Linked DNA regions of Homo sapiens: region 1 is linked to region 2. A link is an interaction called in ENCODE POLR2A ChIA-PET data of the cell type or tissue named here. Cell type or tissue: Caco-2. All regions are shown on one strand. Region 1 has its middle 5.1 kb from the start of TAF4. Region 2 overlaps OSBPL2 (oxysterol binding protein like 2).

Region 1 (4,000 bases), 190 kb before region 2:
CTCCGCAAAGAAAAAGGCGTGCAGCTAGATAGCAGCTGAATGTTTTTGGGGTGTCCACCAGCCCCGCTGGCAGCGTTCGTCAGTCTTGCAGACTCAGGGGGGATGTCTCTGGTCACAAATGAATCCACATCCCAGGGAGAAACTTGTGGCCACCTAATTGCTCTGTAAATGCAGAGGGATGCGTTTCTCAAGGCTGCCTTAACGAATGATCACAAACGTATGCAACTTCAACAACAGGTGGATTCTCACAGCTGTAGAAGCCAGAACCAGGGTGTGGGCAGGGCTGCACTCCCTCTAGAGGCTCTAGGGGAGGATCCTTCCTGCTTCCTCCAGCTTCCGGTGGCTCCAAGCATTCCTGGGCTTGTGGTCACATCACTCCAGTCTCTGTCTTCTCCTGACCTTCTCCCTGTGTGTCTGTGTCCTCTCCTTTTATAAGGATACCAGTCATTGGATTCAAGACCTCCCTAAATCCAAAACGATTTCATCATGAGATCCTTTACCAATTATGTCTGCAAAGCCCCTGCTTCCAGATAAGGTCACATCCTCATGTTCTGGTGGATATGGTTTGAGGGGACACTATTCAAGCTAGTATACGGGATGGCTACTTACTGTTCACTTACAGGGAGACCTTTGGTAAGAGGCACTTAGCCTGGCCCCTTCACCCTGGGACACAAGTCTGGGGAGGCTGGAGCCTGAGACAGTAGCCTGTGACTTGAGAGTTCCGGAGTAGAGAAGTCCACTGGCCAAGACACCTCCAACCCCTGCCCTGCTTTCCCAAGAAAATGAGGATTCTCAGATCTGCTCGGCCAGGACTCTCTCGCCAGGGTCAGGGCTTGGCCAGGCACTAGCATTAATCAGGCCTGACACGTGATCAAGGGCCAGGTGGAGCCTGTTGTACAGATGAGGGGGGACTGGAGCTTGAAGTTAAGTCAGCAGCCCAGGTTTCATTCTTGGAAGGGGCAGAAACCTTGGACTTGGACCCCAAAGCTGGCAGAGCTGGCACTGCGCAGTTGACCAGCCCATGCATCCACACACCAGGCGCCACGGATTAGATGCCTGCTCACTAAATTATAGTCAAGAGTCAGGCCTGCTTCCTCCCTGAAATTGACCCAGATCTCCCAAGCGGGGCTGTCTGCAAACTCTTGAGTGACTCATTTACAACAGCCTCTTGGCTGACTCCCACAAATGGCTAACCATAGCCATCGCGGATGGATTTTACTAGCTTAACTCAGACAGCAGCGCATTTCAAAGCTCAGGAGTAAACGGCGTTGTCCTGATGGCACTCCAACAAGTCAGCCTTCCTGGGACGCTTCCTCCTTCCCAAGGTGCAAGCAAGAAATGACCTTTCCGGTGAGAGAAGCCTGTGGCCTCTAGACTCCTCCCTAACCTGGAAAGGTGCAACGCTACTGGGCTCCACTTTCTAAGCACGAGGTCCACCCAGGAGTTTCTTAGGAGTGCTATTGTTGCTTTGGTTACTTCCTAAAATAACTTTCCCCATATTCTGTTCACATACCCAGTTTATAAAACCCAAGCACCTCCTGGCTGGGCGCAGTGGCTCACACCTATAATCCCAGCACTTTGGGAGGCCAAGGTGGCCAGATCATCTGAGGTTCAAGACCAGCCTGGCCAACGTGGCAAAAGCCCATCTCTACAAAAATACAAACTGTAGCCGGGCATGATGGCAAGTGCCAGTAGTTCCAGCTACTGAGCCCAGGAGGTAGAGGTTGCAGTGAGCTGAGATTGTGCCATTGCAATCCAGCCTGGGTGATAGAGGAAGACACTGCCCCCCTGCCAAAAACAAAAACAAAAAAACCACCTTCCTAAAAACCTTTAGTTCCATTGCAGGTGCTTTGGAAGATTTAACAAACCACAGGTTTGTCATTGGTAAAGTTTGCTCAGTAAGCATAGTTAGGATGGGACATATAAAGCTAAGATAATAGATGCTGACCATCAAGCGTCAATTTGAGTGTAAAAAATGAAACTTTTAAAGTAAGACCCTTTACAAGAGCATCAAAAACCAAATACCTGAATATCAAACTAACAAAAAGAAATGTAAGACCTATAGTCAGAAGATTGTAAACCATGATTGAGAGAAATTAGGGGAAAAAAAATACACAGAGGGATACACTGGGTTCGAGTCAGAGGCTCAATACCGCATTGCCAAGTCAATCCTAAGCCAAAAGAACAAAGCTGGAGGCATCACACTACCTGACTTCAAACTATACTACAAGGCTACAGTAACCAAAACAGCATAGTACTGGTACCAAAACAGAGATATAGACCAATGGAACACAACAGAGCCCTCAGAAATAATACCACACATCTACAACTATCTGATCTTTGACAAACATGACAAAAGAAATAGGGAAAGGATTCCCTATTTAACAAATGGTGCTGGGAAAACTGGCTAGCCATATGTAGAAAGCTGAAACTGGATCCCTTCCTTACACCTTGTACAAAAATTAATTCAAGATGGATTAAAGACTTAAACGTTAGACCTAAAACCATAAAAACCCTAGAAGAAAACCTAGGCAATACCATTCAGGACACAGGCATGGGCAAGGACTTCATGTCTAAAACACCAAAAGCAATGGCAACAAAAGCCAAAATTGACAAATGGGATCTAATTAAACTAAAGAGCTTCTGCACAGCAAAAGAAACTACCATCAGAGTGAACAGGCAACCTACAGAATGATGGGAGAAAATTTTTGCAATCTACTCATCTGACAAAGGGCTAATATCCAGAATCTACAATGAACTCAAACAAATTTATAAGAAAAAAACAACCCCATCAACAAGTGGGCGAAGGATATGAACAGACACTTCTCAAAAGAAGACATTTATGCAGCCAACAGACACATGAAAAAATGCTCATCATCACTGGCCATCAGAGAAAGGCAAATCAAAACCGCAATGAGATACCATCTCACACCAGTTAGAATGGTGATCTTTAAAAAGTCAGGGAGCAACAGGTGCTGGAGAGGATGTGGAGAAATAGGAACACTTTTACACTGTTGGTGGGACTGTAAACTAGTTCAACCATTGTGGAAGTCAGTGTGGCGATTCCTCAGGGATCTAGAACTAGAAATACCATTTGACCCAGCCATCCCATTACTGGGTATATACCCAAAGGACTATAAATCATGCTGCTGTAAAGACACATGCACACTTATGTTTATTGCGGCACTAGTCACAATAACTTGGAACCAACCCAAATGTCCATCAATGATAGACTGGATTAAGAAAATGTGGCACATATACACCATGGAATACTATGCAGCCATAAAAAATGATGAGTTCATGTCCTTTGTAGGGACGTGGATGAAGCTGGAAACCATCATTCTCAGCAAACTATCACAAGGACCAAAAACCAAACACCGCGTGTTCTCACCCATAGGTGGGAATTGAACAATGAGAACACATGGACACAGGAAGGGGAACATCACACACTGGGGCCTGTTGTGGGGTGGGGGGAGCGGGGAGGGATAGCATTAGGAGATATACATAATGTAAATGACGAGTTAATGGGTACAGCATACCAACATGGCACATGTATACATATGTAACAAACCTACACGTTGTGCACATGTACCCTAGTACTTAAAGTATAATAAAAAAATTTAAAAAAAAAGAGTCAGAGGCTCAATATTGTAAAAATGTCATTTCTCCCAAAATGATCTACAGATTGTACACAAAATGAATATTTAAATCCAAGCTTTTTTATTTATTTATTTACAGAAATGGACAAGCTGGGCTTCTGTTTCCGGTATGGTGGAGTAAACGCCTATTGAACTAACCCTTCCAAAGGCAGCACTATAAACTCTGGGCAAAATAGGAAACAACACTTACCTGAAGTCACCAGAGCGTGAACACAGCAGGCACATTCTGAAGGTGTCAACACTTGGAAGAGGAAAACGGTACCGGGTTTTCACAGCTCCTAGACTAAAGTCAGGTAACAGGCCATGCCATGCAGGGCAAATAAAACTCCAATAAAAAGCCA
Region 2 (4,000 bases):
TGGCAAACAGTACATGGCGTCTTGATCATCAGACCCCTTGCTGATTTCCTACAGATCTGCCTGCTTTTCCATGGGCGGCCAAGTTCATCCTCTGTCTCAGCGGAGTTCTATTGCAGTGTGTTCAGCTCTGACCCCTACAGGACAAGAAGCGTTTAATTTCCTTGTTGTAGCAAGACCTCATTCCCTTTCCTCCTCCTCCACGTTCGTTTTCATGTAGGTAGAGTCCAGTGACAGTGGCCATCACAAGAAGTCTTCAGTCCTTGGCTGGTCGCGGTGGCTCATGCCTGTAATCCCAGCACTTTGGGAGGCTGAGACAGGTGGATCACTTGAGCCCAGGAGTTGGAGACCAGCCTGGGCAACATGGCAAGACCCCACTGCTAGAAAAAAATTAAAATAATTAGCTGGGCATGGTGGTGCACGCCTCTGGTCCCAGCTACTTGGGAGGCTGAGTCAGGAGGATCCCTTGAGCCCAGAAGTTCGAGGCTATGGTGAGCTACGATGGCGCCGCTGCACTCTAGTATGGGCAACAGAGCAACACCCTGGCTCAAAAAATAAAGGGAAGAAGTCTTCAGTCTTTGTTGATAGAAGCACGAGCCAGGCGCAGTGGCTCATGCCTATAATCCCAGTCCTTTGGAAGGCCGAGGTGGGCGGATCATGAGGTCAGGAGATTGAGACCATCCTGGCCAACATGGAGAAACCCCATCTCTACTAAAATACAAAAAATTAGCTGGGCGTGGCTGTGCGCATCTGTAGTCCCGGCTACTCTGGAGGCTGAGGCAGGGGAATCACTTGAACCCGGGAGGCAGAGGTTACAGTGAGCCGAGGTCACGCCGCTGCACTCCAGCCTGGGTGACAGAGTGAGACTCCATCTCCAAAAAAAAAAAAAAAAAAAAGGCACAAAGGCAGGACAAGTGTCAGGTGGGACAGGCAGTGGCCCTGGAGCTGGTGGCATTGCGTTGCAGGCTCCAGGCACAGCCGCTAATGTGTGTCTCAGCTCCAGGGAGCTGCTCCAGCCTGGCCTCAGGCTCTCCTTCGAGCTGTAGGCCCACACGCCTGCTTGGTGGGTCCACTCTGGCACCCACATGTGCATCTCACCTGTTGTTTGTTCGTTCTCTCACCCTACAGATATGGGAGCCCCCACCCCCGCTCCTGCATTCCCCGTTTTCTAGCCCTGACTCTGTGGTCGCTTTAAATGCTGTTAGGTCCTTCAGTTCTTCCATTTGCTCTGCAACATGCCCGTCTACCCAACCACCCTTGTTTCCAGAGTGGCCTCTGCATCCCTGCCTTTTATTCCTGTTGTTGTGCAGAGGCATTTGTGTATATGTGTATTTATTGTGTTTGAGACGGAGTCTCACTCTGTCGCCCAGGCTGGAGTTCAGTGGCGTGACCTCGGAAACCTCTGCCTCCCAGGTTCAGATGATTCTCTTGCCTCAGCCTCCCGAGTTGCTGGGATTACAGGCATGTGCCACCATGCCTGGCTAATTTTTGTATTTTTAGTAGCGACAGGGTTCCGCCGTGTTGGCCAGGCTAGTCTTGACCTCCTCAAGTGATCCACCTGCCTCGGCCTCCCAAAGTATTGTGATTAAAGGTAGGAGCCACCATGCCCAGCCCAGAGGCACTTTTCAAAAGACAGATCTGGACCCCCCCCCCACCCCGTCACCCTCTGCCTAAAACTCAGGCAGGATGACCACATGGCCGGCCTCACACTCCTGCTCCTACAGAACTGTGAATGGCGCCCTGTTATACTAGAAGAAATGACCCAGCTCGGACAGTGCACCATGTGGTCACTCACCTCTTAGGAAGAAAGCCAGCACCCTCACCTGTGCCCTCAGGCCTGGCCCCGAGCCCTGTTGCCTCCCGTCCCAGCTGCAGGGGCCTCTTTCAGGTCCTCGGGTGTGTCAGCTCCCTCTGCTCCCTTGGCCTGGGGCCTCTTTTCTCTTCTTTCATGTCTGTTGTTCCTACGCATCCCATCTCCATGCAGGGTCGTATCCTTGGGGGATGCGACCTGACCTTCTGCAGAGCCACTTTCCCCTCCTGGTAGCACCTCCGAATCACAAAGTATTCACTGAATGTGTGCACGGACGATGGCGGAGCAGAGCTGGGTGCTGGCTTCCGGCAGCCCGGGCCTGGTACTCAGCAGATGTTCCTTTTCTTTTCCACCCTGCCTCATAGCTGCCATGTCCTTTCCCTCCTGCCCCCTGACACCAGTAGTGTGCCCTGACCCAGCTGCCCTGACGTGGCATTCCCGGGGCATAGCTCGGGAGCAGAGCAGACAAGAGCTCGTGCTTTCATCACTCTGGAGGTCAGAGTGTTGGTGCCAAGGTTCTGCTGGGTGTGAGGCAAAACGCCCCTCAAAGCAGCTTCCATGAAATGGGAGTTCAGCAGGAGAGCCCTGGGGTGTCCCTGGAGGGCTGTGAGCAGCAGGGAGCCCCGGGCCCCTACTCTGCAGCACCTTCTTTGCACCCTGCTCTGTGGTGTCCTGTGTGGGTCTGGCACGCCTCTCCCCAAATCCAAGTTTATGTCTCCATTCAGGCGCTCCCCTCCTAGATGGAGACAGTATCTCATTCCAGCTCCACGTTCCTGGTGGGGAGACCAGGGCCCCGGGTCAGTGGTCCCGGTTGATGAGTGGTGAGCAGTGGTGGGGGTGAGGGTCTCCTGGTGCAAGCATGAGGGCATGGGCTCCGCCTTGCAGCCGACTGGAAGATTACCTGGAAAGAAATGCTCCTCAGGAAAGCAAGCACGTGTTTAAAGGGCGGAACAGCTTTTAATTCAGGTCACTCTTGCTGCCCTCTTACCTCTGCCTGTGGTCTGGCCGCTGCCCCAGGGACCCAGCAGGAGCCCCCAGAAGGCTGTGGGCTCTGCGGGCAGAGGGACTCCCTCCAGCTGCCACCCTGTCCTCCAGCTCTGAGAGGAAACAACAGCAGGGCCACTGCGGGGCCAAGACTGCAGAGTCATCTTTGTTGTCATGACCATTCCCAGGAAGCCCTGGGAACATGGGTGTGGAAGGCCTCTAGGCAGCAGTCGTGCCCTGTGTCCCTAGGCATGCCAGAATGTAGAAATGCCAATGTTTAGGAGTAAAAATTAAAGAGAAATCGTCATTGAGCACAGCCTCCTTGAGTGGTCAGAGTCCTGTGTTGAATTCACCCACACGCACCCCTTTTGTGCTTCGCAGGACATCGCTGCCGGCTCCCATGTTCAGCAGAAGCGACTTCAGCGTGTGGACCATCCTGAAGAAGTGTGTTGGCCTGGTGAGTCCGGGGGCCCGTGTTCACACATGGGGCTGCACCACTGACTCCTGGGAAGGTATTGCAGTGCTGGTGGTTTAAGAAAATGCGCTCTTGGCCGGGCGCGGTGGCTCACGCCTATAATCTCAGCACTTTGGGAGGCCGAGGTGGGCGGATCACGAGGTCAGGAGATCGAGACCATCCTGGCTAACACAGTGAAACCCCGTCTCTACTAAAAATTCCAAAAATTAGCTGGGCGTGGTGGAGGGCGCCTGTAGTCCCAGCTACTCGGGAGGCTGAGGCAGGAGAATGGCGTGAACCCAGGAGGCGGAGGTTGCAGTGAGCCGAGATCGTGCCATTGCACTCCAGGCTGGGTGACAAGAGTGAGATTCCATCTCAAAAAAAAAAAAAAAAGAAAAAAAATGCACTCTCATGTTTATAAACAGCATGAGATTAAGACAATAAAACAGGAAAAGAACAAGCAAGTCAGGGGAAGAGGTGTTCTGTAGGTGAAACGGGACATAAGAACCATCCTGCAAGCACCCATCCAGCCCTGTGGCCTGCGTGAGGTGGGTGGGGCTTCCGTGGCACCCTCCCTGGCCACATGCTGAGCTGCAGGAGGGGTGTCAGCCTTTGTCAGGTGCTCAGGGTTTGGGACAGAAAAACCAGCTGGGAATGAGCACCCAGAAGTTACAGACTTTCCCTTTCATGATCTTTCCTGACTGTGAGAACCCAAGCTGTGCCTCACAGGGGCGGGGAGTGTCCCGTGCCTCCTG

Evidence for each region. ChIA-PET counts read pairs that join two places held together with the same protein. Peaks named below come from ENCODE experiments on the same cell type or tissue, not always from the same donor. Only the 100,000 strongest peaks of a DNase experiment are listed, where the experiment ranks them.
Region 1: POLR2A ChIA-PET joins it to region 2 with 7 read pairs; 2 of 35 experiments call an interaction of 5 or more read pairs at or near these places.

The regions. Positions count from the first base shown.
Region 1 is chr20:62,068,936-62,072,935 of GRCh38, forward strand. No RefSeq gene overlaps it. Among named protein-coding and RNA genes, the nearest start is that of TAF4, 5.1 kb to the left of the region's middle. In Caco-2, no CTCF peak of the experiment used is centred here; no DNase peak of the experiment used is centred here.
Region 2 is chr20:62,260,444-62,264,443 of GRCh38, forward strand. OSBPL2 (oxysterol binding protein like 2) reads left to right here. Exons shown (of 14, transcript NM_144498.4): 4 at 3,173-3,248. Among named protein-coding and RNA genes, the nearest start is that of OSBPL2, 24 kb to the left of the region's middle. In Caco-2, a CTCF peak has its summit at 99 (motif pointing left); a DNase peak (open chromatin) is centred at 1,848.